Linked DNA regions of Homo sapiens: region 1 is linked to region 2. A link is a loop called in an ENCODE intact Hi-C map of the cell type or tissue named here. Cell type or tissue: A673. All regions are shown on one strand. Links, peaks and the distances in the headings refer to the core of each region. The heading gives the core; the rest is flanking DNA. Region 1 has its middle 200 kb from the start of LRRIQ3. Region 2 has its middle 160 kb from the start of LINC02238.

The links. Peaks named below come from ENCODE experiments on the same cell type or tissue, not always from the same donor. Only the 100,000 strongest peaks of a DNase experiment are listed, where the experiment ranks them.
Region 1: a loop joins it to region 2, with 9 times the contacts of the local background. A loop is called at or near these places in 13 of 110 quality-filtered maps.

What each region holds. Positions count from the first base shown.
Region 1 is chr1:73,991,020-74,007,281 of GRCh38, forward strand. No RefSeq gene overlaps it. Among named protein-coding and RNA genes, the nearest start is that of LRRIQ3, 200 kb to the right of the region's middle. RefSeq lists an enhancer at 11,236-11,737. In A673, for the core only: a CTCF peak has its summit at 7,555 (motif pointing left); a DNase peak (open chromatin) is centred at 7,532.
Region 2 is chr1:73,830,581-73,846,842 of GRCh38, forward strand. No RefSeq gene overlaps it. Among named protein-coding and RNA genes, the nearest start is that of LINC02238, 160 kb to the left of the region's middle. In A673, for the core only: a CTCF peak has its summit at 9,540 (motif pointing right); no DNase peak of the experiment used is centred there.

The DNA.
Region 1 (16,262 bases), core at 4,795-9,794, 160 kb after region 2:
TGGGCAGTAGCAGTGAGCCACAGCCCCCCGTCAGCCACAGGATCATGAGGATAAACACAGAGATTCTATAGTGGACTGTGTTGCCAGATAATTTCACTCAATTGCGGCTAATGTAAGTATTCTAAGCACATTCAACATAAGCTAGACTAAGCTATGATGTTCGGTAGTTTAGGTGTATTAAATGCATCTTTGATTTATGTTATTTCCAACTTACAATGGGTTTATCTGGATGTAATACCATTTTAAGTCAAGGAGCACCTATATTTCACAAACTAAGCAGATGTGTAAGCTATATAAAGCTGTCTGAGAAGAAAACAATGCATAAGATAGCAGATTATGTTAAAAAAAAAAAAGGACAAGGAAGAGTCTGTGAATAATTGTCTTTCTTTATTCAGTGCTAATTGGGCCCTTGTAATAATACTGCATTGTTGGAAGCCAATGTTTCTACCAATAATAATTAATATTAGGTTTGTGCAAAAGTTTTTGCATTGCTGAAGTTTGCCATTTGATACTGGAATACAATCTTAAATAAATGTGGTTATAAATCACTTTAATGAACATTTCTCACTTTATGTTTTTTTATTTTGCTAATGACTTATTACTTCCCATTTATTTTATAGTTATTTTGGACTATGGAAATGATGTTGGACAAAAAGCAAATTCAAGCAATCTTCTTATTCGAGTTCAAAATGCGTCGTAAAGTAGCAGAGACAACTCACAACATCAACAATGCGTTTGACCCAGGAACTGCTAACAAACCTACAGTGCAGTGATCATTCAAGAAGTTTTGCAAAGGTGACGAGATGAGGAGCATAGTGGCTGGCCAGCAGAAGTTGCCAATGATCAGTTGAGAGCAATCATCGAAGCTGATCCTCTTACAACTACATGAGAAGTTGCTGAAGAACTCAAAGTCGAACATTCTATGGTCACTCGGCATTTGAAGCAAATTGGAAAGGTGAAAAAGCTTGATAACTGGGCGCCTCATGAGGTGAGCAAAAATTGAAAAAAGTCATCATTTTGAAGTGTCGTCTTCTCTTCTTCTATGCAATAACGATGAACCATTTCTCAATCAGATTGTGATGTGCAACAAAAAGTGGATTTTATATGACAACCATCGACCACCAGCTCAGTGGATGGAACAAGAAGAAGCTCCAAAGCAGTTCCCAAAGCCACACTTGCACCAAAAAATGGGCATGGTCACTGTTTGGTGGTCTGCTGCCGGTCGGATCCACTACAGCTTTGTGAATCCTGATGAAATCATTACATCTAAGACGTATGCTCAGCAAGTCCATGAGATGCATCGAAAACTGCAATACCTGCAGCTGGCATTGGTCAACAGAAAAGACCCAATTCTTCTCCATGACAATGCCCAACCACATGTCACACAACCAACACTTCAAAAGGTGAACAAATTGGGCTATGAAGTTTTGCCTCATCTGCCATATTCACCTGACCTCTCGCCAACCAACTACCACTTCTTCAAGCATCTCAACAACTTTTTGCAGGGAAAATGTTTCTACAATGAGCAAGATGCAAAAAATGCTATCTAAGAGTTTGTAGAATCTTGAAGCATGGATTTTTATGCTACAGGAATAAACAAACTTATTTTTCATTGGCAAAAATATGTTGATTGTAATGGTTTCTATTTTCATTAATAAAGATGTGTTTGAGCCTAGTTATAATGATTTAACATTCACAGCCTGAAAGCATAATTACTTTTGCACCAACTTTTTTTTTATGGCAGTGTATTTTCTTTTATCACATATTTAGAATTATCTAATCATACATTGTTGGAGCTGGCTGATAACTTAGAGATTTCCTAGTTTGCCTTCCTCATTTAAAAAATAAAGAAGTTAAGCTCCAGGTAGGCTAAATTGATCTTTAATTAGGTGAAATTATTTTCCCTCTGATTTCCCTTCCTCAGGTGAAGCCATCAGAACTCATTCAAGCTAAAAATCTGAGTCATTTTGAAATTATTCTTTTTATCTCATATCCAATCAGTGATCCGCATGCTATTTAGTTTTATATCCTACATATCTCACTAACCCAGAGACACTAAGGTAGTTCAGGTCCTCATCATTGCCTCCACTCTTTCATACCCCAAATATTCTTCTGCATCTTCTGCCAGCCACATATTGCACCAAATACTGAAAATATGACAGTAATAGTCTGTCTGTGGCTGCCTTGGGTTCCCACTTCCCCCTAATTTTGATCGATCTTCAACACATCTATTGGAGAGTGTTTTACAGAACACAAATCGTATTATGATTTCCCTTATTCAAAATTCTTCAGTAGCTTTCTGTTACCATGTGAGATTAACATCAAGTCCATTGGTCTTTCTCAGAGTGATCCTTCCCTTTATTTGGGGAACTTTTCTTGCTCATATTCAAGCTTTGGGTCTACCATTCTACAGACCCATGTGCCACACAGAGGTACTAACTTTTATCGAACTATGACAGGCACATTCATACTGTAAACATAGAATGTTAGCCTCCCTTTCTCTAGCTTATTTGGGGGAAAGTGAGCATATCACATGTCTGATCGTGAGTCATCTCCTTTGCTGTTGCTACCACATGAGATATGTTTTCTCCCCTGCTTTCAGCTCTAACTCTGGTCTTTATTTACCCTACAGCTGGGCACTACCTGATACTCCAGGATGCTTGGTTCTTCAGTATAGCACTGCGGCAGCAGTACTAGCTACAGTGAAAGGTGATACGAGGAGCATCACTTTTTCCTTTTTGGACCCATCCGTTAATTCTCCATAAAAATCATTATAAAAAAATAAGATTTTATGTATGTAACACATTTTATTACACTGTTGATAACTAAAGAAATTAAAATAAATGTAAAACAAACAACTTTAGATGCTACTACGATTGTTCCTAGTATTCAAAGAAAAAATAAATAATAATTAATGCCCTTTTTCTTAGTCTTAATAATAGAAAACTCTAAGAAATGCTTTGGGACATCATTTATATTCTTTAAGATTGCCATGACAAGGCGAGGTACCCATGTACCTCTTAATTTTTCCTGTAGTTTTGGAATGAGTAACTATTAAAACACACACATGCACATATACAAATATACAAGCCATTCCATTTATAAGGACATTAAAAATTAATAGTCTGAAACACCTTAAGAAATTTTCTTTCTATATGCAAAAATGCTTGTACTGTTATCCCTGGCCACAATGTACGTAGAGCTGAATATTCTAATGAAGAGAAAATTTACTTTATTTTTGTAGGTTCCAGAAAATACACAAAAGATTATTGGCTTTTTTTTAAGTGGGCCATTAAAATACCTTGACAAACATCAGAACCATCTACATCTTGCTCCTGTCCAGAAAATAAAAACCCACTCAAATAATTGGACATATGAGTTTTAGAGAAGAAAGAAAGGAGATTACTCTTTTAAAACATACAGTTTTACATCTTTTCATATACTCTTTCTCTTGCTAAAGATGCTACTTCTTCTAATAAAAAGGTTCAAGTTGAAATGTCTTCTCTGTGATCCCTTCCTTACTCCCCTGTGCCTTTACCTGATTGTCCCTCCTACACTTCTCATAAAAATCTGCGCTTTACTATAACTCACCACATCTCATCATATTTACTTACATCTCTCTGTCTCTCTGTGTCACCTGTGAGCTCCTGTGGGGGCAATAAATAAGATTCTATTCATCTGTGTTTTCTGGTACTTAGTCACAATAAATGTTCAATAGATATTTGGGAATAAATTAGAGAAGGAATACATTCCCAAAGTTATACAAATTAGTGACCAGGTAGATAACAAAACTAAGGATTTATGACTCCTAGTCTAGTATTTTCCATAATTATATAACTTGGTCTCTAAACAGCAGTTAATTCCCAAATTGCAGGCTAGACATCCAAGAAGTTTAATGAATTTTTCAAGATCACATTTATAATGTCAGAAACATCATTATTTCAGTCAGCATAGATTAGGTTATGCTGCAGTAATACTCTCCAAATTCCTACATACTGAAACAATGAAGGTTTGCTGATTGCTCCTGCTACAGGTCCATCATAGGTAAGAAGAGGATATCGATACTGCCATTGAGAGACACAGGCTGATGGAGCAGCCACAGTCTTGAACCCTGATTGCATTTATGCCACAGGGAAAAAAATATTCTGAAGACTGTCCACCAGCAAATAACTTCTCTGGTCCGGAAGATGTTACTTCCCCCCATTACTCATCACAGAATCCCCAGCCAACAACAAAAAGATTGGAAAGTATAATTCTACCATGTTTGAACTGGAGATGATATTTGGTTAGCAATCATTTTCCTTAAAAATGCAAGTTGGTCAAGACTAGTACCAAGACTTACATATAATAAGTATATCAGAGATATTTGCTAAGTTGAATATAATTTTTATTTCTAGCCCAGTATTCTTTCTACTAGGCAGTTATGAGATACACTTATTTAAGAAAAATACCAAGGATGTGGGCATTTTTATTTTAAGATAATTCAGATACAATAAATGTGAAACTGTTCAAGGAATTATACATCTTAGCTTAAGAACAAGAAATAATTGTGATTATTTTTTATGGAAAATAGCTGTCTTTAGCTACACAGTAGGTGATAATAAGAAAAACCATGACTAATTCTTTGCAGATTGTTGAATACAGAGAAATAAACTTAAAGGTCAATAAAAAGTTAAATGGGGTGATTTTCGTTAAGTGCTATATAAAAGCAGCATGACACCTTCCTCCCCTAGACAGGGCTTTGGGGCAGGAAAGCCCAAAATTCTAGACCTAAATTCATTACCTATTAGCAATGTAACCTCGACTCTCCTGTAGGCATATGTCTTGCTGTATAAAATGAAAATCTGGAATAATGTATAAGATTCCTTACAATTTAAAATTATGTGAGCTACGTGAGTTAACTTGTCATAACTCAGATTAGGAGTAACTTCTATAATAGTTATAGTTGCAGTAATTGCTATAGTAACTACTCCTCAAAATTTCAATCCCATAAAATAATATAATTATATTTTTCATCCACATAACCATGTTCCTGTTTTTCCACATGGTGATTCATTCACAGGCTTCTCCACCTATTTGCTCTATCATTCATTCACTGGAGCCTCAGAGTCCTCTGCTTCTGGTGAAAAAAAGGAAGGAGAGTGGAAAAACCTAGACCATAAGTGGCACACATCACTTCTGCTTAGCTTTTTTTGGGGAGAATTTCTCATAGATGAGAACACATTACTGCAACTGTATACAAAGGAGGCTGGAGAAACATAGTTCCTGTCTGGAGATTCCTCTACCAGCACCAACTTCACACTGTGGAAGTAGAGACTCAAAGTTTTGGAGAACATCTAACCCGTGGCACATATTCTCAAGTCTTTCTTGACCATCAACTTTGTCCATTGAAGAATTTATCACTTCTCTCTGCTGCTTCCCCTACACTCAGACAGAATGCTATCCTGAGATCTACATTAGTTGGTTTCTTTAGGTGGCAAAAATTTAACAGCAGAGACAATTTTTATTTTAGCCTTGTACCTTCCAGCATGTTGCCCTGCTCCAGGATAGAGTAATTATTTTGTTAAAATAAATAAATAAATATATATATATATATATATATATGCACACACACACACACATATATATATACACACACATATATATACACACACATATATATACACACATATATACACACACACACACACACATATATATATATACACATATAATGAATTTATTCAGAGCCCTCTCTGTCACTTTTGTGTTTTATTTCTGTGTATTTGGGAAAATATTTTAATCTATAAGAACATTATTAAAACATGTACCCTGCAATACTATTGAGGGCATTAGATGAGAAACATATATTAAGGGTTTAAATATAAATGATGTTTCCCAGACCCTCACTCTCCACCTGAAATCACATCCCCTTCGTAAGTAGGAGATGGAGAGAAGGCCTATTTTTGAAATCCTAATGTTAGGTATAGGAATTGAAATATGCCCTTATTCCCTCAGTTTATGTCCATAAACGTTGTTGTTGTTGTTGCTGCTGTTTTATTCAGAAAGGTATAAGTCACAATACTACTTCTAGAAAGACAGAAAAATTCGATTTTGTAAACTTACAAGTAAAGACATAAGTGCACCCTGAAAAGCAGCACTTAGACTTCATAGGAAATACCTGGGAAGATTTTGTCCACGAGCAGCAAGGAAATATTTTGAGAAATTTAACTTTAAGTCTTATTCAGTTCAGTCAAATATATAAACATGTAATAATATGTTTAATGCAGAACATGTATTCATTCATTTATCAAACCAACATTTATTAAGCATTTACTTTGGCTTATTAACTTACATTATTTAGGAAAAAATCAAACCATGTTTTTCAAATTACCTATGTAACTATAGAATGCTTTGGACTGGATATGTAGTAAGATCCTTGGGGAGCATTTTTAGCCATAACATTTGGACCATTAAATGACCAGAGCCCATTCCTACACATTGCTTGAATTCCAATAAACATTTATGGAATAAATGCAACCATAACTATAAAAATTCATTTAAATCCCTTATTTAGACTTTTTAGCTATGACAATGTAGAATTTTACTAGAACCCAGGGATCTTGGAAAACAAAGGTGTTAAAGAAATATCCCCATCCTTTTGTGTCCCCAAAGATACCTTACTACAAAGAAACAGCCTTCCCTATGACTTATTTAGGGATGCTTTCCTTGGTTTACCTATGACCAATCCAGACAAAACCCTCCAAACTCCCATTCTTTGCTTCATTAATAGTTAACTGAACTGCTGGTCCCCACGGATCAATGAGAACAAAATGCTTGTTAAGCAAGCTTTGTTAAAGCATCTCTGCTTCCCCTAGGTCCCTGAACTTTGAACCACCTTCAGACTAAACCAGCAGACAGCCCCTTAACAGCAACTCCTGCGAATAATCTCAGTAACACAGTTTCTTATTTACTGTCCAATCTGCTGTCCACTCTTTCATCCCATTTCTCCACACCTAATTTTTTTCTAGCCTTGTTTACTTCTTATTATAAAAGGAAAACTCTTTTTGTTTAATCTTTGAATACTGGCAGGTCTCACGATCTATTACAGTAGTCCCCCTCCTTCTATTACAATTCCCCTCCTTCTATTCTCTTTCCTCCTTGCGATAATTTTAAAAAATATTTTCTTTACCCTAATTCCAGATTTGTGTTTTATTTGATACATGCTTTGAAAGAGGATTATTTCCCCCCCTACACACACCCAATGTACAAATGTAAACTAAATCTCCATCTGCTATAGTCCTAACTTCATTTTTTCTCATTTGACCTCTTAGAGTGTTTTTCTGATTTTCTAAAGTGAAAATATTTATTAACATTCAAGTTGAATAAAAAAGGATGTTTAGAGCCTATATCAAATAAAAATGCGTTGCAAATAAGAGTTCCATGACTCTGTCTTGGGGCTTGAGGAGCACTTACAGAAAGACTGCCTTCTTGAATGTTAGGGGACACTGTTTTAGTTACAGTAACTGTCTTGCCATAAGCTTGAATATGTACTGCCATCTACTGGTAAATACTACAAAATCAAATTAAAACAAATGGCACTTCTTTCTTGCAATAAGTATGTGAACACATTTGTTGAAAAAAAGGTCCTCTCAACAGACCTAACAACAAATGTTTATGTTCTATATACATAATTTATTTATTAACTCACCATGTTTAAATACTGTTTTATCTTATATTTTCTTAAAAATGTTTTTTGGTTTATAAAATATTTTTAACTGATTCAGGGTTAAATATCTGAACAAGTCCAATTATTGTACTATGTTGAATAGGATAGTACAGTTCAGAACAATACAGAGCTTTGATGTGCAAAGGTGCAGTCTGCTGACCACACTTTAGGTACAAGAAACATCTGGGAGCTCGTTAGGAATTCAGAATCTCAGTCCTCTTCCCAGACCCTCTTAGAATCTGCACTTTAACAAGATGATTAGGCAAATGGTTTTCACATTAGAGTTTGGGGAGCCCTGGCACAAAGTAAAGTATAGCACTGCATAGGCAAAATCACTAGTCTGAAATATTAAAAATCAAAAACAAAGAACAAAGGAACTCATGGTCCTGGAATCATTTTTTATTTTTCAATCTTTTAAATGGACTTCATCCTGCAATTAAAATATTTTGAATCACTGTAAGATCAATTGAAGCAGTTATGAAACAAATTATAATGCAAGACAATTAAGAACAATACCCTAGAGCTAAATGTTAATATTATACATTTGTGCATATTGGAATTCATTTTTCTGTTCAGCATCCTTGATGAGACTTTCCATAACATTAATTACTGAGACAGCTATGCCAGCAGCCTCCCAAGAAAGTCAAGAAATAGTCGAAGAAAAGATACAAAGTAAGGAGTTGGAGTTAAGAGTAAAGTCAATGAGGGGTGCTAAATTTCATGCAAATGCATACACATATACAGATGCACACACACACACACACACACACACACACACACACACACACACACTGAGAGTGATCTCCCAATATCAAGTTGGCAGACCGCAGGAGCCAAAATTTCAAGGCTCGCTGGCTCTCCACAGCTCCTACAATCACTTTTATTAGAAAGAGACTCCATCGCTCAAGTGATCTTATTTAGTGTGCCAGAGGCCTCTTACTTGAAAAAGAAACACAGATAAAAGTGTACATTCAGCAAAAGGGCACAGTTTTCTTTTTTTTTTAATGTAAGTTGTATATATTATCATTGTCTTTGGATTTATTGAGACTTTCATTATGATTAGCACACAGTCATTTTTTTAAAAATGTTTCATGTGAGCTTGAAAATGTGCATTTTCTACTTCTTAGGTGCTAAATAGATAGATAAATCAAACTTGTTAATTGTTAATTATGCTGTCCATATTGTCTATATCATTATTAATTTATTTCACTGCCTAACTGATTGATTAATAAAAGTACATTAATATCTCCCCTTATAGGGATAAATTATTTTTTTCTGTTCCAGCAGATTTTGCTTTCCATATTTTATGACTGTTTAACTAGACTGTTTATATTTTCCTAAGAAATTTATTACTTTATAATATATCGTGTCCCTCTTTATTCTTAATAACATTCATCTTAAATTCTGTATAATTTAATACTACCCGATGTAGGCTAAACTTCACAGGTTAAGAGTCAGGAGTCCCCAGGGCCACTTTTACTTTTGACCAGTTGGTGACAAATTAGAGTGTTTCAACAACCACTCTCAAGTTTGATTTTTCAAGAGAAAAATTCACAGGACTCACTAGAAGAAAGTCTAATACTTAAAGTTATAGTTTTAATATATATATTATATAGCATATATAATATATATATTCCCAAATTAGAAGAGATGCATAGAGTGAAGACTCAGAGAGTTCAAAACACAGTTTTCATCATCTTCTCAGTGTCAAAGTGCGACGATACTCAAGAGTATTGCCAACCAGGGAAAGCTCACTGAGCTTCAGTGTTAAGAGTTTTGTTTTTGTTTTTTTTAAATCGGACTCTAACTCTGTAGACACAATTGATTGAATCATTGTCCACTGACTCAGTCTCCAGTTAGCTCTCGCTTCCACTGGGGTTAGGGTGATATAAAAATATAAGGTTGATCTTTCCAGTATGGCCAAATCCAACCTAGTCAACTCCTCAGCATAAACTATCTAGGAGCTAACCATCAGTCACCTAATCAGCATAACTCTCTATCAAGTGGGTTCTAACAGGCCCACCATAACAAAGACACTCCAATTACTTGGAAAATTCAAAGGGTTTAGAGGCTACCTCCTGGAGCCAAGACAAAGGCCAGACTTCTCTTTTGGTAAAGTTAGTTCTTCACCACACAAGTACTAATATTGCCACCCTAGCTTTCTTTTCATTATGAATGACCCACAAAGTATAAAGTAAATGGTAAAAAAATCCAAATATTTCTGTAATCACAGTAAATATAAATATACGAAACTCATTATTAAAATTTGTCTTATTGGAATAAAATAATTCTTGTTATTTACAAGAGCCAAACATAAATGATATGGACACGTCATCAAATAAGTGCAAATTAAAACCACAATGAAACACCACTATGCACTCACCAGTAGAGGCAAACTTTAAAAAACTAATAATACAAAATAATCATAATCTTCATCTAAGCTGTGGTAACATGGGAATATAAATTCATCTGTAACATGTATATAAGTAGAAATTATCAAGCCATACATTTAAGATATATGCATTTCTATGTATGTTATATCTCAATAAAATAATTTTGAAAACATGAATAAAAAAAGACATTCGCTTTCAGGACAGCCTCATATTCTAGTTTCACTCTTCAAAATCTGCTTGCAGCTGGTTTCAATTCACTGATAGAAGTAATACTGCCTACTAGACAGGGTATTGGAGAATGTGGAGAAATAGGGAATGAGCCCAGAACAGAGGAAGGATATTGATATTATTACCCAAAGTTAATATAGTTGAACAGAGACATCTCAGTGCTTAGGTTGAAAAAGAGGGATAAGAAAAAGAATAAGGCATAAAAGAAGGAGATAGGTTGAATACAGGAGTACTGGCTAGAAAGTTAGGAGGGCTATGGAATCAATGTTCTGCTTCAGAATCATGGGCCTAGCTAGATAACTAGTATAGTTTTTATTCCCACAAGTCAGTGAAGTAATGTGAGAAAGTCACACCGAACTGACAGATACACCATTGAACATTTGGCTGCATCTCACATGGTAGTATGGTCCAGTTATAGGGAAATAGTTGACTGGCATATCAACATGTCCTCCTTCTCCTGAATCTAGCAAATTCTCTCATGTGTCCAGTTGAAGTCTTCCTTTCTCCAGTTGTATTAGGTTTCTAGGGCTGCCATAGCAAAATACCACAAAGTCACTTAAACAACAGAAATGCTTTGTATCACAGTTGTGGAGGTCAGAAATTGAAAATCAGGTGTCAGCAGGGCCATGCTCTCTCTGACAGCACTGGGGAAAATCTGATTGAGACCTCTCTCCTAGTTTCTGGTAGTTTCCTGGCTTGGGGCAACATAATTCCAATATTCACATGGCATTTTTCCTGTGCGCATTTGTTTCAGTGTCCACATTTTTCCTTTCTATATGGACACAGACATAATGGACCAGAGTCTACCCTAATAACCTAGTCTTAAGTTGATAATCATCAAACACCCTTTTTCCAAATAAGGTCACACTTAACAGTTATTGGGAGTAAAGATTTCAGCATCTTTTTTGGGGATACAATTCAACACATAACACTAGTCCTCTGTCTTAATACTGACACTGCAATGTCCTTGAAATTTTACCTTAATTAAGTGGCCAAGACCAAGTCTTCCTTCCTAGAATCTCCTTTGTGTCATGCATGTCCGAGTGAAGAGACCACCAACCAGGCTTTGTGTGAGCAATAAAGCTTTTTAATCACCAGGGTGCAGGCAGGCTGAGTCCAAAAAGAGAGTCAATGAAGGGAGATAGCGGTGGGGCCGTTTTATAGGATTTGGGTAGGTAGTGAAAAATTAGTCAAAGGGGGTTGTTCTCTGGCGGGCAGGGGCGGGGGTCACAAGGTGCTCAGTGGGGGAGCTTCTGAGCCAGGAGAAGGAATTTCACAAGGTAATGCCATCAGTTAAGGCAGGAACCAGCCATTTTCACTTCTTTTGTGATTCTTCAGTTGCTTCAGGCCATCTGGATGTATAAGTGCAGGTCACAGGGGATATGATGGCTTAGCTTGGGCTCAGAAGCCTGACACTTTGTGCTATCTTTTGTGGACAGATTGAGATTGCATCATTCATATCCACAAATACATGACCTGTCCATTCTCCTCTTCAAGTACCTAGCAGTTGTTTCAGCAATTACTCATAAAATTCCTATCAAATTATCACTTTGTAATATCAAAGATCTTAAGGAATCTAGATCTCCAGGCATTCTGTCATAGTGCAGATATAAGCAAAACCACTGGTTAATGCACATTACACAAATGGAGGTGGAGAGGGAGAAAGAGAAATGCTAACATCCCTTGAACTGTTGACCTCCTTTATCCCCAGTTCCATTACGTAAATTCAAGCCTTACCATCTTCTGCCTGGATTATTTTAATAACCTCCTAATGGGCTTCCTATCTCCAATCTTGTCCACCTCTAATCCATTCTCCACATTAGACCCAGAATGATCTTTTTAAGTCACCCACTCCCCTCCTTAAAATCCTATCTTAGCTCAAAACTGCTCTCAGGATAACGTACCAAATTCTTATAATGCTTTTTCAGGCGCTTATTTAAATGAAGTTCAATTCTTTAAATTCACCTTACACTCTCTGTCTCTTAGGAAATTGCTCTTGCTTTTGTTTCTGCCTGGAACTCTCTTTCACCACTGTCACTCATTGCAAGCAGCTAACTCATTTGAGCCTTTCATCTTTGCATAAATCTTTCCTGCATCTCCAAAGGATAGATTAGGTGTTACCTTCCACTACCATTAAGTACTGCCACTAAGCACTCAGTACCAGTACTTAAATCTTATTACAGCTTTTATCACTGTCTATTGTGATAATTACCTGAGCACCTCTCCGTTTCCCCAACTATTGCCTAAATTCCTTCAAGGCCAGCATCTTATGTTATCTTGTTCATCCTTCTCTTCTTAACACCCAGCAGTGCCCCCTCCACATAGTAAGTACTCAGTAAAGCTGTCTAATGTATCTAATTTTACTGATTTATTTTAATTTTACCAATTTAATAAAATAGTAAAATAATCAGATTATTCAGGAAAAAATATATTTTTTGCTGCCAATATTTCTTTCTGTGAATAAAAGTGCCCCCAAACTCATTTTTAGATGATCAGTTTCACTAATTTTAATACAATGGAATATTGCTCTAAAGCTGTCAGATACAAAGAAGTAATATTTTATGTAGAATAATCTCATATTTGATTTCATCCAAATAGGGTTAGTTGCTAATGTCCCCAGAGCACTTCATTATAAGTTGGCCAGATTTAAAAGGCTTAGACACCAAAAATGCATATCTAAAACAGATGTCTCTCTCAGAGAGTAAGCTTTTCCAGCACAATAAATTCTACTGTGCTTTGCTTCAGAACACAGAAGTGCATGACATGCAAGAAAAATGTGTGAAATACAACAGGTATTTTGAGATTTTTTTTTTAAAAAAAATGGTATAGAAGTGAGTCTTTGAACAAAAGCTGTTTTGTTTTGTAAACCAACTTGTGTTCACAAACACAACTATCCTCCACTCACTGGATAGAAAAGTGTTTTTTTTGTTTGTTTGTTTTGTTTTTTTCTTGGGAGAAATAAATACAGTATTTTATAGGATCTTTTCTCCCTGCCTTTCACAACTGGAATATGAAACTATGTAGCCCTTTAGAACACTTTTATGTCACCTTTCAAAAATGAAAACAAAACAAAAAGCACATTTTTTTATTTTTGTAAAATAAAGAAACATAAATTTGATTATTTGGTGTATTTCTGCAAACAAAGTACACAATCTGAAGGCTTCAGAGAAATAAAACATTGTTACAAGCTAATAGTTTCTTACTTGTAGCTATGTGCCAGGACACCTATCAAAAACATGTCCAGTCAAGAGGTTGACACTGTTTCAAAGTGAGGCCGTTAATCTGCTGACAGCACTCCATTAAACTAACTCTGCAAATAATTTTGTTGGAGGAGTGAACTATTGGAGAGAGACTGGGACCCCTGTTTACTGTCATTATTGACTAATTACAGCATGATTGCTTAGGGACAAGCCAATTGTTTGCATCATGTAGAAAGATAACGAAGATAAAGACACTCCACTTTGGAGGAACGCAGCTCCAAGGGGATACATTTCTCTTTCTCACTCTCCTCAGTAAATGAGAAAAAATCCTGTTCGACCATGTGGATGGAGGGAAGATTTCATTTAAGGTAACATAATTAATAGAACACATTTTTATTCTATAAATAAGCTGTATGTACATTTTGGTAGCATTCTGAGTAATGTATTATTTACTATTTCCTTTTTTATTTTTATTTTCTTTTTGAGAGAGAGTCTTGCTGTCTCCCAGGCTGGAGTGCAGTGGAGGGATCTGGGCTCACTGCAAGCTCTGCCTCCTCGGTTCACACCATTCTCCTGCCTCAGCCTCCGGAGCAGCTGGGACTACAGGCGCCCGTCACCACGCCCGGCTAATTTTTTGTATTTTTTAGTAGAGACGGGGTTTCACCGTGTTAGCCAGGAAGGTCTTGATCTCCTGACCTCGCGATCCGCCCACCTCGGCTTTCCAAAGTGCTGCAATTACAGGCGTGAGCCACCGCGCCCGGCCTGCTATTTCCACTTTATACACTACTATAGTAAAATATTGGCCTACCAGAAAATAGAGTTTTTTACATTTTGGTTTCCAACTGTGATATAGGACAGTAACAGCCAGAAAAATATTGATCTAATGAAATAAATCAAATATCTCTTGTGGTTGCATTTACCAGCTGTTTTATTTAAACTAAGTTTGTCATTAGAAAATTTCATGAGATTTGTTTGGAATTGTTCTCCCAAATGTATACTCACTTCTTGATGATCTAAGAGAGCAGAGCGTAGGAAATAGCAAAGATTACTAAATCTACAAATCCCTTCCTTGTCTAAACTTCTTCTAACAAGTTTAACAGAACAACTTCATCTCAAGTCGATATGTTAATGAGCAGGAAACCGGAGAGTGAGTAGCAAAACAGAAAAGAAACAGAAACAAGGGCTCTGGAAAATTTGTTAGCTGCTTTATTGACTCTAAAATACACCTTTATGAGGCAGCAGGGAAGTGGAGGAGGATTATTTCATTGAATAAAATGCAGGCCAAAGTTTGTTATTTTTGGATGTAAGCCAAACATATCTACAAAGGTCTTATATATTATGAGATATATTCTCTAATATGTTATGAGATATGAGAGAATAAACGAGTAGATCTTATGGTGTAGTAGAGTAAAAATTTAGTCTCTGTAACTGTGAAACAAGGAAGTAATTGGTTAAGCATTCTTAGCCATTTATAAAATATCCCCTAAGTGCCTTACAAGTTCTATGTTAGCTGTAGGAATAGTGATCATTAAGACAGGTACAGATATTTCTTTCAAGAATTTATTTAAACAGTTATTAAGTGAATTATTATAATTAATTAATTATTTGTTAACATTATGAAAAACCTATGAGGAAATAAAGGGTGTTATGAAATAACAAAACAAGGAACTGACTGAGTCTGAGAGGGAAATATCCTCCAGGGAAGTGCAATCTGAAGATCATCAGGTGGTAATTCAATTAAAAAACCTTATTGAGCCTTTACTGTATATATACCACATATATACAGCAAACTATACCACACTGCACATATTTTCGCATGTGTATAGAACTACATTTTTTGATAATAAGATGTGGTTATACAATGAAGGAATGTTAAGTCATTCACAAATAACTATAATAGGAAGCAGAATGTATTGCCACCAAAACTTGTCTTAATAAGTTTTTGGAATATCAGAGAAGAAAAAATTGCTACTGCTTCATTTTCTTGATAAGATTAGTTAAATTAAATAGAAAGAAGACACCGATCAGATTATTTGAGAAACAATGGCAAAAGACACACTTCTCAATGGCTTCCAAAGACCTGGCAGGGGTGACAAAGGCTGAATGAACAGCTTGCATGCTGGACATGATAATACCAGAGAGAGACAGCGTCCTCATGACACATCTTTAAGTATCAAATCCTAAAATAAAATGAAAACAATGGTCTTAAGGATTCTCTGGAGCTGGACTTTTTAGTAAGCCATACATAGTTATTGGGTTGTTAATTTGGGAATGTGAAGCTCAAGTTCCACTGGTTCCAAAAGCTTCCATTTTATTTCTCTTATTATTTTTTGTTGATAGGGTGAATTAGTAACACCCTTAGGTCAATTTTTCATTTGGGAAAAATGGTAGAAACCTGTCAGGCTTTTTATTAGCCTTTATATCAACAGAAATCCTGCGCTCCATAAATCTGACAATATTACATGTAAGAGTAAGTACTTAGATGATGGCTGAACTGGTAATGGGTATCCATGTAAAGCAGTATTTGTAATTTGTCAGACGAATTCAGTGAACACATTAGTTTGATCGTGTTTTTTTAAAGAAAAATTTGAGAGAATTCCTGGATGAAGAAGATCACCACCCTAATCATGAAAATAACCACCATTTACTAAGTGCTAACTATGAGGCACACCGTGATTAAAACCTGTAGTAAACATGACCTACTTTAACTCCCTCAATAAATCCATGAGGAAT
Region 2 (16,262 bases), core at 6,935-11,934:
CTGGCTGGGGAGTTCACAGGAGCAACCATTGCAAGGACAGAGGCAAAGGCCACAAGAAACAGTCTTCATCAGGAATATATATGTCATAAAGCCAGAATTTTAGAAAGATCCAACACCAAAAACTTGTTAGCAATCATCAAAGTCTCCAACACCAAGAAAACATTGTGTACTGTACTTTCATCTGCAATACATTTAATTTTAATGCTAATCCCTAGGACAAAAAGTATTAACCTTATTTTATTAACAGTAAACTTGAACCTTAGAGTAAATAACTTGCCCAGACCACCTGGTAAGTGGAATTTAGATTCATCCTGACTCCTCACATAAAGTTGAACTTGTTCTCATTTAATGTGGCCTATAATATATACTGTTTTCTGTGCCATCTTTCTGTTCTGGTACAGGATATATAATTTATAAAATCGTTCTTTTGGATTTTGTCTCCAAAAAGGGCCTTATAGAATATCTTCAATCCATTTTGCTAATAATTCTGCCTCCAGAATTATAAGTGAATATGTAGTTGAGGGCATGATGTAAGTTTAGAGTTATGTAACACCCCAAGTTCCCAAGACCTCCACTGCCCTGGAACAAGATTATACAACCCTACTTGATTATCATGCCTGAAGGATCTTCCAAGTTAAGGGATTTCCGTGACTTAAAATGAGATGCTTCCTCTGACAGGTTAAACAATAAAACATTTTACAACCGTTTTTACCTAAAAGGTATTATAATCTAGAAGGACTGGGACATAATTAGGTAAAGCCAAGATTTATAGAGATATGACCATATGCAAGGAGCCGTCCCTGGCATTAAGAAGTGCATACTCTCATAGACAAGCCAAATACAGTGATCATAAATCTCTGTGTGCCAGATACTGTGCCTGACTCTTTACATACAAAGTCCAATTAACCCTCAGAGAAAGTTAAAATTAAAGGTCATTATGTCTGTTTTATAAATAAGGAAACTGAGGAAAGAGAAGTTAAATCACTTGTCCATAATCACACAGCAAATAAATTGTAAAGCCTGGATATAATGTGATACATGTCAAGATAGAAGAAATAGAGTTAGACATGTATATCTCTTATTTAAAGCAAGGGTTAAGGAAAACTTAAAAAACAACAAAAAATGTTGACACCTGAGCAGATGTCATTTGAAGTTTAAATAAGTTTGACAGACAAATTAAAGAGCACACAAAAAATGTGATATAATATATAATGTCCCTTACATATCAGACAGAATTCTTTCCGTGCATTAATCCTAGTGATTCATCTTCAAGATGAATTGTTTAACCACTTAAATGTCAAGGTAAAAATGAAGTATATGCTTGTCACATAACTATAACCTTTTTAACAAGGTACTTTTTGTTTTGGAAAGGTAGGGAAATTTCTGGAGTAAGTATAACCACACTTTTGAAACATGTTTCCTAGTAAGAGACCCTGGGTGCCATGGATGAGTTTGAGAGGCTCTGGTTAGCAGTACAGAGCCCCCATTCTTACCCCAGCACAGAAACAGCTGATGGGTTCAACCTAGGTAGGTGAGGGTACGGTTTTCAAATATTCATTTCTTCCAGCTTGCATGGTCTATTTATCTCATAGATAGCGTTTATCACATGATATTGTACTTATTCATTTATATAACTGTTTTCCCACTACCCTGCAGGCTTCAACGGGGCAGGGAATCACATTCCACAGCACCTATATGCCACTGTGATACCTAATAAGCTCTAACCATGTGATGGTTGAACTAAACAGAAACAATCCTTCTTGCTGATAGCAAACATCATCCCAAACTGAAATGACAGCTTATTAACCTAGCTTGAAATACCAGATCACTCTCTCACTCCCGAAGACCTATTCACATTTCCACAGTGACTCAAACTAGAATGTGGTGGTATATGCCAAAAGAGCCAGATGTACTTCTCTATTCATTTTCCTCAGGCTTTTTAGGCCATATGGTTCTCACCAGTCTTATAATGAGACTTTAGGTTTAAGATGCATAAGTCCATCATTTCCAGAATGCATAGCCCAGACACAGAGCCCAGGCTATTTTTTCCCAAGTTGACTTGGCGCTGGATCGTGGTGTGATGAATTTATTATGTACAGCAGCAGGCATGGCACTTTTTAAAAGCAAGTGCCAGAAACAGAAGCCATTGATGAAAAAAAAAAAAAAAAAGTCAAAACTTTGCCAATTTTCTCCAAATACCAGCAGAGTAAACTATCATCAAATACAAGTCATTTTCCCCATAAATAACAGCATGAAGCAAATGTATTGCATTCTCAACTCTTTAAAAAGACTAAAAATAACCTCAGAAAGCTGATCTAATTATCCTACATAAATACAACATGTGAACATTAGAGTATGGCACCGACTAATTGAACAGCTAAGGCTACTGGAGAACTTTTAATGGAAGATTCTAAGATTACATGAGCTAATAATGATGGCATTAAAAGAATGCACTGATCTTCGCAGTATAGTTTGAAGACCATAAAACATTGCAAATGACAACAGCTGCATTTTTTGATGTGCAGACAAAGGTCTTCCATAAGGGAACTCTGCTTTCAAGCTTTTTATAATATATGGTAAATTCAAGGGGTCTTCTTCCATTTTTCTGCGGAAACAAATATTTTCTTAATTTCCTGGCATTGCACATTTGATTACTACAGAAATGTCACTACTTCCTATTATACTCTAGTAAGCCTAGTTATGCTAGCATTCTCCAATTTAGACTGATAACACTATCATTAAAAGTTATGTTTTAGTTATAGTGCTGATCTCCATGAAAATGCTGGTAATAAGTACGTGCAGTACCATCAAACATGAATGTTACATGTGAAGTAAAATTAAAAAGTACTGTAACTAATCACTGATTTCCTTTAAGAGATGCTACTAAATATACATTATTAAAGCACTACATACCAATATTGATGAAGTTGAGACACTAACAAATAAAGTCCAGGAAGTTAAACACTGAAATCAAAGCAGTGACTTCAATGCAAACTGTACAAAATAAACATACAATATCCATACTGATATGAAATCCAAACTTCTAATATGTCATTGGATTTCTTACTGGTTGGACTTTTCTCTTTCTCCAGCTAGTCAAAGATAATTAAATATTTTCTTGAATAGGAAGTGTTTTTTATTTTGTGGTAGAGAAAGAAAGCTAAGCCATCGTTGCCGAAATCATTTCACTGTAATTGACTTGCATTTATTTCTTTGTTCAATTTTCCTATAAAATTATAATTTTAAAACCTACTTTCCCTATCATTAGGGATATGTTTCCTCTTTAATCACTAAAAATTCAAAGAGCTCAAAACTTGGTTACATTAGCTTCAAAAATCTGTCATTGGAGAAGGGTCATAAAAATGCTATTTTATAGTTGTAAAAATCACTGATCTCTATTGAGTGAGTTTATTCAGTTAATGTGTTTGAGTCCTATGCAAGCCACTGAATCAGAGTGAAGGGGTTCTAAGGATTTAAGGACACCCTTTCTGCAAGGTGTCCTCTGTCTGACAGAAGAAGTTCAAGGAAAATATGTAACCACCTATAATACAATGTAATAATATAATAGTTGCCATTATTAAGATAAAATTGTTATGTGATTTTAAATGAGCAAAAATAATATATGGATAGTGAATGTAAAGTGTCATTAAGTAGAGGATGGAACCTGAATAAGAAGGATTTGGTAGGTAGTCATGGGAAGGCCATGGATATTATGCAAGGAAGGGCCATGATGAGCAAGTAGCCTGGTTTTATTGGAGTTTCATATGAGTGATACAATTTTAAGGACATCAGACTAGATGGGGTGGAGTGTGCAGTGGGGAAAAAAGCCTCAATTGCTGGAATTAAGAGTTGATATTTAATTTTATCAGCAAGGAGGTATATTGAAAATGACAGGATTGAGGACATGCAACCCCAAAATATGGCTCCATGACATATTGAATATTTTTAAAGAAATTTGAGAAATGGCAGGTATAGGAAGGATTCTCTGAAATTCTCCTAAATTAGTTCATCAGACCCTCATGTGAGAGGTGCTCTTCTCATCCAGAGGAAAAGAGCATCTCTATCTCCAAAGACAGAGGGAAGCCAATAAAACTCTGAACCAACAGGCTTTGCTAAGATTTCCCTTAGCTTCCTACCCCTAGCTCATACCCTTTTCTCCTATCATATTTTTCTATAACTTGCTATTCTTCAGTCTTCATATAAAAATGCTCGATTAACTATATCCTGTGATCTTTATTTCCTTAGGAAGGCTCCCATGCCATGTTAAACATATTAAATACATTTGTGTTATTTCCTTTTGTTAATCTTTCTTTCGTTACACAGTATCAGCTGATAATCTAAAAGAGTAGAAAACAAAATGTATTTTTCTTCCTCTACTAAAGTTCACCAGCAAGAAAGGATGCAAAAAAAAAAAAAAAAAAAGGCTAGTCTGGCAGTGGAGCAAGACATTCAGAGAGTGAAGAAAATCTGGAGGAGTTAAGTTAAGGAGATTGAGTAAAAAAAAAAGAGAGTACAAAAATCATACTAATAAATTAAGCTACCTATATAGTAATTTTAGAAGTCAAGAATTCAAAAGTAGAAATTGAATTCGTTAAATACAGGGATAAATTTTTAGATGAAAAGGTTCAAACTGAAGGAATATCTTGAACACATATATATTTATAATAAAATCTATATATATTATATATACATATATGAAATATATAAATATATATAATATATACTATATATATGAAAAATGAAGTATTTTGAAGTCTTGACCAGACTCAGTAGAAAATACAAAGGTCATGATCAACTAATAATATACAGTCATTTGAGTGCTGATTATTTAGCATCCTTAGTTTACTTCAGATCTTGTTATTAATTACTTTCTAACAATGATATAGGAAATAATAATAAAAGGGCAAACAAATATGGATACATAAACATCATTACCGTGCTACTATTCAAGTAGAAAAGTAGAAACAATCTAAATGTCTAACAGACTGAGAACAAATAAAATTATTTTAAAGATTATTTAATAATAGGAAAAGGTACAAATAATAATATTAAAAGAAAAAACTATATGATCTAATCGTTTTAAAATTATATAGAGGAAAGAGTGTTAAGAACTACTTCAACTTCACAGAATTTAGGATTGAATAATGAGAATATAAGTAATTTAATTTTGTTATTTGTACCTTTCCATACTTTACAAATGCTTCAAAACTATTTGTAATAAAAGACACATTTTTAAAAGTTTAAAATCTTCCTAAGAGAGGAATTGCTTTCTTCCTAAATAGAAGCGCCATTTTATCTAATATTCTCTAATCTAAGTATAGCCAGACTAATCCTCAGATATACTTCTCTGTGAAAAGAAATTCCAGAGTTTCCTGTATTTATTTCCCAATTATTTCATAAGTAATCAATTCAGCTTTCCAATTTTTAAGAAGCATAAATTCACCCAGGAGCAATGTGGGATTAAGGACACTACCCTTAGAAGAGGGGGTGAACTACTGACCCTAAGGAGAAGAAGAGAGAAGGAAATGGGAAATTCTGTATTCTTTGGAGTTGTGTTCTTCATAAAACATGTTAGGTACAGAATAGGCACAAAAGTCTTTTTTTGTTTGTTTGTTTTGAGACGGAGTCTCACTCTGTCGCCCAGGCTGGAGTGCAGTGGCCCGATCTTGGCTCATTGCAACCTCCGCCTTCCAGGTTCAAGCAATTTTCCCGCCTCAGCCTCCCAAGTAGCTGGGATTACAGGCGCCTGCCACCGCACCTAGCTAATTTTTGTATTTTTAGTAGAGACGGGGGTTTCACCATGTTGGCCAGGCTGGTATCGAACTCCTGACCTCAGGCAATGTGACTGACTCGGCCTCCCGAAGTGCTGGGATTACAGACGTGAGCCACAGCACCCAGCACTAAAAGTCATCTACTTTCAGTGTAATTTAAAACACGCATTGTTGAGTCTTATTATGTGGCAAAATCTGTGCCAGACTTCATTGTTTAAAGGAGACACCCTAAGAAGGACTCTGATGCGGCCGGACCGGGTGGCTCAAGCCTGTAATCCCAGCACTTTGGGGGGCTGAGACAGGAGGATAATGGAGGTCAGGAGTTCCAGATCAGCCTGGTCAACATGGTGAAACCCCGTCTTTACTAAAAATAAGTAATAACAATAATTTTTTTAAAAAAAAATAGCCGGGCTTGGTGGCACGTGCCTGTAATCCCAGCTACTGGGAGGCTGAGGTGGGAGAATCGCTCGAACCTGGAAGGCGGAGCTTGCAGTGAGCAGAGATTGCACCTTTGCACTCCAGCCTGGTCGACAGTGAGACTCCGTCTCAATTAAAAAAAAAAAAAAAAAAAAAAAAAAAAAGGGCTGGGCACGGTGGCTAACGCCTGTAATCCCAGAACTTTGGGCGACTAAGGCAGGCGGATCACCTGAGGTCGGGAATTCGAGACCAGCCTGACCAACATGGAGAAACCCCGTCTCTACTAAAAACACAAAATTAGCCGGGTGTGGTGGCGCATGCCTATGATCCCAGCAACACGGGAGGCTGAGGCAGGAAAACTGGTTGAACCCGGGAGGAGGAAGTTGTGGTGAGCCCAGATGGTGCCACTGCACTCCAGCTGGGCAACAAGAGAGACTCTGTCTTAAATAAATAAATAAATAAATAAATAAATAAATAAAGACTCTACTGAATCACAATCCTGTGGTGTTTGGCCTGGGCGCAGGGGGAAACATCTTCCATTTTCTTAATTAGTAATAACTATGTTGTAATTATAATTATATAAATGCAAGAGTTAAAGGCTAAGGGAACAATTCACCAAATTAAACATGAATAAGCAATTTTCTGAAACCCATTTGGTCTGATAGTAAACAGCCCAATGGAATATAAACTGTGGATATTATGATTTCCCCAGGGTGCTTTTCTGTCATAACCAAAGACCCAAAGCCTTATGAATCTGTTTTGGTTCTATCCAATTTTAACTCAGCTAACCTAGCAGTGTTACTAATCCAATTGAGTGTGTGACCTGGCTAAAGTGGACAGCATAATAGAGCTGTAGCTGTTTTGACAATGTCATTTCTCTGCTAGGTTCCAGTTATTCAGTTCCATCTATGATTTATATGCAGAGTTCTCCATGGTTTGGTAATAATTTTCTCTGTTTTTATGATTCCAGGGAAATAAAAGATGCCTTGCAATCCATTTATGCCCACTAGCTCTACTTTATAAACTCTTTATCACTCTGAGGAACATGATATTCTACTTTATCCAAGTTCTAAGAATGTTTCTTGAAGAATTGAGAAAGTTCAATTCAAATAAAACTAAAGAGTGGCTCACAAAAGAAAGGTTTTAAAAATGTACTCCAATCTAACTCTTCTAGTAACTGAGGCACAATGCCACTTTCCTGTTTAATCAAAACTGCTGAGCCTGACATTAAGGACCTTTTGCTATAGCCCTTTGTAAGTACAAAATTAAATATCTTGCCATATTTTACCTCCTATCTTTTACCCCAGCCACATAAAGTTTCTTTTAATTCAAGTTCACATGTTCTCTTAGACACACTGTTACTCCTTCTGCTTTCTTTCTCTTTTTTTTTTTTTTTTTGAGACAGAGTCTCCCTCTATCCACTGAAATGCAGTGGTGCGATCTCAGTTCACTGCAACCTCCACCTCCTAGGTTCAAGTGATTCTTATGCCTCCCAGGTAGCAGTTACGATGACTTGCTTCTCTTCATCTCCCCCACACTTAACCCCCAAACTTCCCTGAAGAATTTCTATTCAACCACCAACACTCTGATTAGGTTATAAAATTAATGAATACTTCCATTCAAAAAGAAAATTTGGATATGTCCTGAGATCTATCAGTATTATACTCTGTTAGACAATTTAGTTGATTAAATGATCTTTGTGTCTGGTAATGTAGCAAATTTGTCATCCAGTATTGACGAGAGACAGACCACCCTGGAAGGGTCACAGATGGAGCCAAAATAGATAGGCATTTGGGCACTTGCTGAAATTGTAGAAGCATACGCACTAAAGAAAGAAATTTCTGGTCTTTCTATTTTTTTGTGGCTCTGGTTTAGCATTAATTCTTCAGGGAAATTCAAAATCACTGTTATTGTTCACTTTCATAATGGTTGTATGAGGCACTCAATGGACCTGTTATCCAGTAAAACAACCATAATTAGTGAAGATCGTATATTTTAAAAATAACCATTTAAGGTCTCTGAAAATTTTACCAAAGGCATATAACAATTAAGAAATGTGTTCAAGAAAATATGCTAATGTTCTGTCAGAACGGTGAGAGTCTATTGTACTTGAGCCATTACCAGTTTCCTCCTTCTCCTGTTCCAGTGTGATGGACACTCTGCTCCAGGAAGTTGTGGCTAAGAAGATGGTGCTCCCTTTTGCCCAAGCTCACAGTGAAAGGCTAAAGTAACTTCATGGTATGTTCAGGCTGTCAGTATTTTTCACAATCCCCAGCCTTGTGTTACTGATGTTCAATTCCAGGCAAGTGCCAACAAGAATTTGAGCATTTCCCTTCTCCATCCAATCAGTTCTCAGAGGGTAAAGTCTGTACTCCATGTGTGGCACACAGAGAATACGGGGGCCTCAATTACTCTTACCTTAGCTGCTAGTAGGGCAGATGTTCAATGCCAGGAAAGGCAAGCCAAGAAAACCTGATGCTACCACATTTTTCCAGGGTGCTGCTGATAAAGCAGTGTTGTCACTCTGGGAAAAGTAGGACACTATCACCATCCTCAGTTCTGGAGTAGTGATTCAGACATTTAGCCTGGAGAAAGAGGCAGGCCATAATAAGAGAGAACTCTGAAGTTCTCCCCAAAGGAACTGACTTTATTTGGAACAGGGTGTGGAAATTTTTAAGGCTAAGAGTATTTGGGAAAACAATATAGATTATATTGTTAAGCAATTATGAAAAGGCTGTTAGCTCCTCCTAAAACATAGGGCAGCTAGTTTACCAGAGAGAAGCAGGAAAACAGACAGCTGAGAAGAGTCTTCTTGAGTCATAACCAACCTCAGATACTGGCTTTAAAAACTAGACCTGCAAAGGAACTTGAATTCAATTCGATCAGAGTATAAAAAAATGTATGTCCCATGACATTGATGAAAACAACAACACAATCAGATAGCAATTAGGAAAGCCTAATGCTGAGTATGACACTAAGAGAGGCAGCTAGCTTAACAGTGATCAGGGAAAGAGACAAAGAGAGTCCTGCTAAAGAACCATCATTCCAATGTGACTGTTGGCATGTGCAAGGTTTTCTCCTCTAAGAAGTGACATCAGAGGCTTCACTGTGGGAAAAATGAACTTCAGTAAAATAGTTCAGCCAAGTCTCTGAGTAAATAAGCAAATCACATCAGCAAAGAGAGTAACAAAAAAGGTAAATACAAAAAGATTCACAGACGACACATCATATTAAAAACATAGAAAGCCAAAGACAAGACAAAAATCTTGAAAGCAGCAAGAGAAAAGTACTTGTAATATACAAGGGAACTTTAATAGAGCTAACAGCTAATTTCTCATCAGAAACACTGGCCGCCAGGTGGCAGTGGGACGGCATGTTCAAAGGGTTGAAATAAATTTTTAAAAAGTTAATCAAGAATCTTGTATTCAGCTAAGGTATGTTTCAAGATGAAGACAATGTAAGGGCTTTCCCAAATAAACGAAAACTATGATAATTCATCTATAACAAATTTGCCTTACAATAAATACTAAAGAAAGTTTAAGGCCAAAAGCAAGTGGCACAGACAGGAATTAGAATACACATGCAAACACAGACATAGGTAAAAATAATTATGAAATTATTAAATACAACATATGTGCATATTTCTTCATTTCCTTCATAAGTTACTTTAAAAGTAATTTTATAAAGAATATATTTACATATAAATGCTTCTTGGGATTAAAGCATATAGAAATATAGAATATACTGGATAACAATAAAGAAAAGGAGAAAAGAGAGAGCAAAGTGGTAGGAGAATGCTGTGAGATAATAACTTGAATGCACAGGAACAAATAAAGAGAACCAGAAGCAATAAATAAAAAGATTAAAATAAGGATCTCTAGAAATATATACTTACTCTTTTTTTCTCCTAGTTTCTTTAAAAATTAAATTATATGTAGTAATAATTATATCAATAGACTGTTGGGTTGTTAACATGTATATATGTAAAATATACAGCAGTAATAGTTCAAAAATGGGAAAGAGAATAGGGCAATATAGGAATGAGTTTCTGTGTATCACCGGAATTAGTATAAACCAGAAGTAGACACTCATAAGAAAGCAGTATATAGTAAGTCCTAAAGCATCCACTAGAAGATAAACTCGTATAGAACTGGTAACATTATACTGTAACATTAAAGAAATATTAGCAAACATTTCAATGAAATCAAAATTTTACACACTAGAAAATATTCAGTTGATACTAAAGAAAGCACTAAAGAAGAATAAAAAAGACATGAAACATATTGAAAACAAAAGTAAAATAGCAGATATAAATCCAGCTATATCAATAATAGTATTAAATATAAATAGATTTTAAAAGTTAATCAAATGATAGAGATTGTCAAATTTGATTTTTTTTTAAATCCACCTACATATGGTCCACAGGGGACATACTTTAGATTCAAACATAGAAATAGGTTAAAAGTGGAGGGATGAAAATATATGTCATCCAAAGAGCAACCATAAGAAAACTGGTGTGGCTGAACTAACTAATATAATATAAAATAGACTAAAGAAAGTTACTAGACATAACGGATGACATATTAACAATGATGTAATAATTCATCAGGAAGTTATAATAATTATAAAAATATATCCAATTAACAGAACCCTAAAGCACATGAAGAAGAAACTTACAAAATTGAAAGGCAAAGAGACAACTCATAATAAAAACTGGAAATTACCATACCTAATTGTAATAAAAATTAGATCAACTATGTGGAAAATAAAATGAAATTTAAAATTTAAAAAATTTTATATACCAACTAGATCTAACCAACACATATGGAATACTCCACTCAAAAATAATGAAAAAAGGTAGAATTGAAACCATACAGAGTGTGATTTCTGACTATAATTAAATGAAATTAGAAATCAATAATTAAAAAATGAAAATTCATGAATATGTCAAAATTAAGACACTCCTAGAACCAATGAGTCAGAGAAGGTATCACAAGATAAATTATAAAATACTTTGAGAAGCATGAAAATGAAGACACAAAATTCCAAAAATTATGGAATGCAAACCATACATACAATAAGAAGTTAATATTCAAAATATATAAGGAATTCAATTCAATAACAAGAGAACAAATATTATGATTAAAAATTGGGCAAAAGACCTGAATTGACATTTATCAAAGGAAGACACAAATGGCAAACAGGCATAAGAAAAAGTACTCAATGTCACTTGCCATCAGAGAAATGCCAATAAAAACCATAATGAAATATCATCTCACACCTGTTAGAACGGCTACTATCAAAAAGGCAAATGAAAACAGACATTGACAGGGATGTGGAAAAAAAGGGAACCCTTGTATAAAGTTAATGGGGATGTAAATTAGTGCAGCCATTATGAACAATAGCATGAAGATTCCTCAAAAAATTAAAAACAGAACTACCATATGATCCAGTAATCCCTCTTTTGGGTAGATATTCAAAAAAACTTAATAACTACATATGTCAAAGTGATATATGTACTTTCATATCCATTGTTGCATTATTCACAATATCCTAAATATGAAATCAACTTACATGTCTATCAACAAAAAAATTGAATAAAGAAAATGTGCTATAGATAAAAGATGATAGATAGATAGATAGATAGATAGATAGATAGATAGATGTATAGACAGACAGACAGACACAAAACTGAGTTCTATTCAGCCTTAAAAATAAGGAGGAAATCTTGTCTTGGGACAACATGGAAAACCTGAAAGACATTATGCTAAGTGAGATAAGGCAAATGCCATATGTTCTCACTTATATGTGGAATATAAGAAAGTTAAATTCATGAAGAATAGAATGGTGTTTGCCTGGGGCTGACATGGGTGGAGAGTGTAGCAGAGAAGGCTTGGGGAGATGCTGGTTAAAGTGCACAAAGTCTCAGTTAGAATGAATAGATTCTGAAGATGTACTGCACAGCAGCATCACTATAGTTAACAATAATAATGTATTATATACTCAAAAAAGAGATTAAATCTTAAATATTCTCACCACAAAAAGTATATATGATGGATATGCTAATTCATTTGATATATTTCACAATATATACATATGTTAAAACATCACACTGTACTTCATAAATATGTACAATTTTTATTTGTCCATGATTCCTTCATAAATCTGGGAGAAAAACAGAAACAAACCAAGTGCCCAACAATACAAGAATAAACAAATTGTGATATTATCTGTACAATGGAATACTACTCAGCAATAAAGAGGAAGAAACTTCTGATACATCCTACCACATAAATGAATTTCAAAAGCACTATGTTTAGGAAAAGAATCCAGAACAAAAGAGTATGCACTGTATGATTTTATTTTTATAAAGTCCAACAGTGGCCAAAACTAATCTATGCAATTTAAATTAGAATAATATTTACTTTTTATGGGGAGAGGCAAAGAATGAAAAGGGTCATTTGGGGGTATTTTAAGGTGATAACAATGCTCTGTGTTTCAACTTATGTGTTGGTTACATGGGCATATACTTTGTCAAAACTCACTAAACTCTCCACTTAAGATCTGAGCATTTTTGTGTGTGTAATGATATCTTAATCTTTAAAAATCAATTTTCAAACTGTTCAAGTCAGCAAGAAAAAAACCACAAACAAATAAACAAAGGAATGAAGTCCTGATACATTCTATAATATGGATGAACCTAAAAACATTATGCTAATTGAAAGGTCAGTCATAAAGGTGCACATTTTGTATGATTGCATTTACATGAAATATCCAGAGTACGCAAATGTCTCCAGACAGGAAGTAGATTATTGGTTGCTTTGTAATATTGATAGAGGCAGGGAACTGGGAAAAATGGTGAGCGATTGCTAACAGATGCTGGATTTCTTTTTTGGGTGATTCAAAAAGTCCTAAATTTGATTGTGGTGACTGTTATACAATATGTGAATATACTAAAAAACATTGAATTGTAATCTTAAAATGAGTGAATGGTAGGCCATATAAATTATATCTCAATAAGTATATTATGCTTTGAAAAACCAAACTTGTTATTCTCTCAAGGAAATATATGCCATAGCAAGATTATCTTCCAGCACTTTAATAGTCAAAACCACAGGGATAACTAAGATCAATGAGGAGGTGCCTTCTGAACTGGGAATTTGACATTTTCAGTGTGTTCAGAACAGTATCCCTATGGTGGGCTTTTTCAACAATCAACAAACAACAATAAAGGGGAGTTTATTTAGTATTAACTTACACAATCACTAGGTCCCACAATAGGCTGTTTGCAAGCTGAGGAGCAAGGAGAGCCAGTCCGAGTCAGATTTTCCAGGGCAGGAAGCATCCAGCACAGGAGAAAGCTTTAGGCTTGGAGGCTAGGCCCATCTCTCCTTTTCACGTTTTTCCACCTGCTTTATATTCGCTGGTAGCTGTTTAGATTGTGCCCACCAGATTAAGGGTGGATCTGCCTTCCCCAGCCCATTGACTCAACTGTTAATCTCAATATTAACCATCTCAATATTAACCATCACAGTCTGTTTGAAAATTGCACTGTATAATTTAACAAAATGTCTAAGAATCAATGTTTGAATTACAGATGAATTTATGGATGGAACACTTTTGTTTTCAAACATATCTTCATTACTAGTTATGAGCTAGAGGTCTGGGGCATTACCTCCAAGAGCTTCCACAGATGTCCCTTCATAACACAATGTTTTGTGTTTGTTGAATTACCTTTTGTCTTGCCTTCAAATTCTCTTAGCTGAATATGTATTCATAGTATTAATTGAAGGGTGTTTGGAGAAAAAGAAAGGCACATAAAAATTTCAAGAAAAATAAAACCTCAATAGAATTCAGAAACTACTATTGAAAAACTGTTTACTCAGAAGTATAGTTTCTAAGTCTAAACTCAATTAATGTATCTAATTAAACATCGAAAAGAGTTTCTGTGAATGGAATGAAAACACATTGAGAAATCAAAAAATATATGAAAATCTATGTGAAACTGGGCTTATTACTTCTTAGAAGCAGGAGAAAAGCTCTTCATTAAAAAGATATATATTTCCAGCTAGGCACGGTGGCTCATGCCTGTAATCCCAACACTTTTGGAGGCCGAGGCGGGCAGATCACCTGAGGTCAGGAGTTCAAGACCAGCCTGGCCAACATGGTGAAACCCCATCTCTACTAAAAATACAAAAATTCACCGGGCATGGTGGTGGGCACCTGTAGTCCCAGATACTCAGGAGGCTGAAGCAGGAGAATTGCTTGAACCCTGGAGGTGGAGGTTGCAGTGAGCCGACATCATGCCACTGCACTCCAGCCTGGGTGACAGAGGGAGTCGCCATCTCAAAAAAAAAAAGAAGAAGAAGAAGATATGTATTTCCTCTAATCCCAACACTTTGGGAAGCTGAGGCTGGTGGATCGCTTGAACTCAGGAGTTCAAGATCAGCTGGGCAACATGGTGAAAACCTGTCTGTATGAAAAATACAAAAAAAAAAAATGTCTCGTGTGATGGTGGGTGCTTGTAGTCCCAACTAATCAGGAGACTGAGGTAGGAGGATTGCTTGAGCCCCGGAGGCAGAGGTTGCAGTGAGCCGAGATCAGCCCACTGCATTCCAGCCTGGGTGACAGAGTGAGACCCTGCCTTAAAAAAAAAAAAAAGATATATACTTATTTTGATTACATAAATAACACATTTAAATAAGTAATAAACCTTTGAAATAACTAAAATTATGTGTCAACAATTATTCTTTTACCCCTTACCTCCTTGTGTAATTTAATCGAGTCAAAAATAGTATCAATATGAGATTTTTGGTGTCTTTGAAGGTAGCTTTCATACAAAATAAATGCTATTCAATATCTATATTATTAATATTTTATTAATGGAAAAATTTAAAAACCTAATTTTTAGCTATACTTCTAATTTAAATATATCATGTTATTCTGCTGATAAATCCAGCATGTCAATAATTACTTTTATGAGAAGTTTTATTTATTAAAAATTTTTAAACATTTTAATCTACACACAAATTTAGTATTTCGATCTTATTTTTCAGGTACATTGATTGTCTAATAAGTTCTTATGTGGTTCTTGTAAGTTAAAAATTTAACTAATAATTTTAATGTCTCTTTAAAATACTAATAATTTTTCACAAATTTAAGAAAATCTTGGTATAAAAAATCACAATTAGTGACAAATTTTAAATTAAAATTACAAGTCTAATCTGCTAAAAACTTTAAATTGCCAAATTGTACCCCTAAAATGCCAAATCCCCTTCAATGCTACAAATACTCAAAATACTAAATATGCACAGATTATTTCCAAATATAACACAAAACTACGAATACTATGGATTTGATTTATCTCATCATTTAAAACTTAATTTTAAATATTCCCAAGATTAAACATAGTCATTCATAAAAGACACAATTATGTGTTTTTCAGCAATTCAAAACCTGATAATTCAGGTTTATCATCCAATGCGATTTGGGGTTTTTTACCGGAACAATTTTGGGGTTTGCTTCTCAACTAGCTGAGGCTGCATGTCAACAGAGATTTAGGTTAGATGCATTGGTTGTTGTAGACATCCAAGGCTATTTTTCTTTCCTTTTTAAACTTTTTTTCGAGATAGGGTCTAATTCTGCCACCTAGGCTGGAGTGCAGTGGTAGGGTCTTAGCTCATGCAGCTTCCAACTTCCGGGCTCAAGGATTCTCCTGCCTCAGCCTCCCAAGTAGCTGGGACTACAGACACATCATCATGCTCGGCTAAGCCTACTTTTCTTACCAGAGTAAGAGATAAATAGGTTCCTCTTCTGGTTTTGATAAATCATTATGCCCTTTACATGAGGCAGTCTCACAATTCACATCCCTGGAATGAAACACACATTATCTAATTACCAAGCATGATTTAAGTTCTTAACCACTAAACAGTTCTATTCCTTCATTGGATCCAATTACTCGAGCTGCGGCTTAATCCTTGTGTGAATCATTTTCATAAACTTCTGGTCTGGAAAACAAGAACTCTTTATAGACCTTTGAGTAATATACAACATCATTCTGAATCTCTTTTGTGG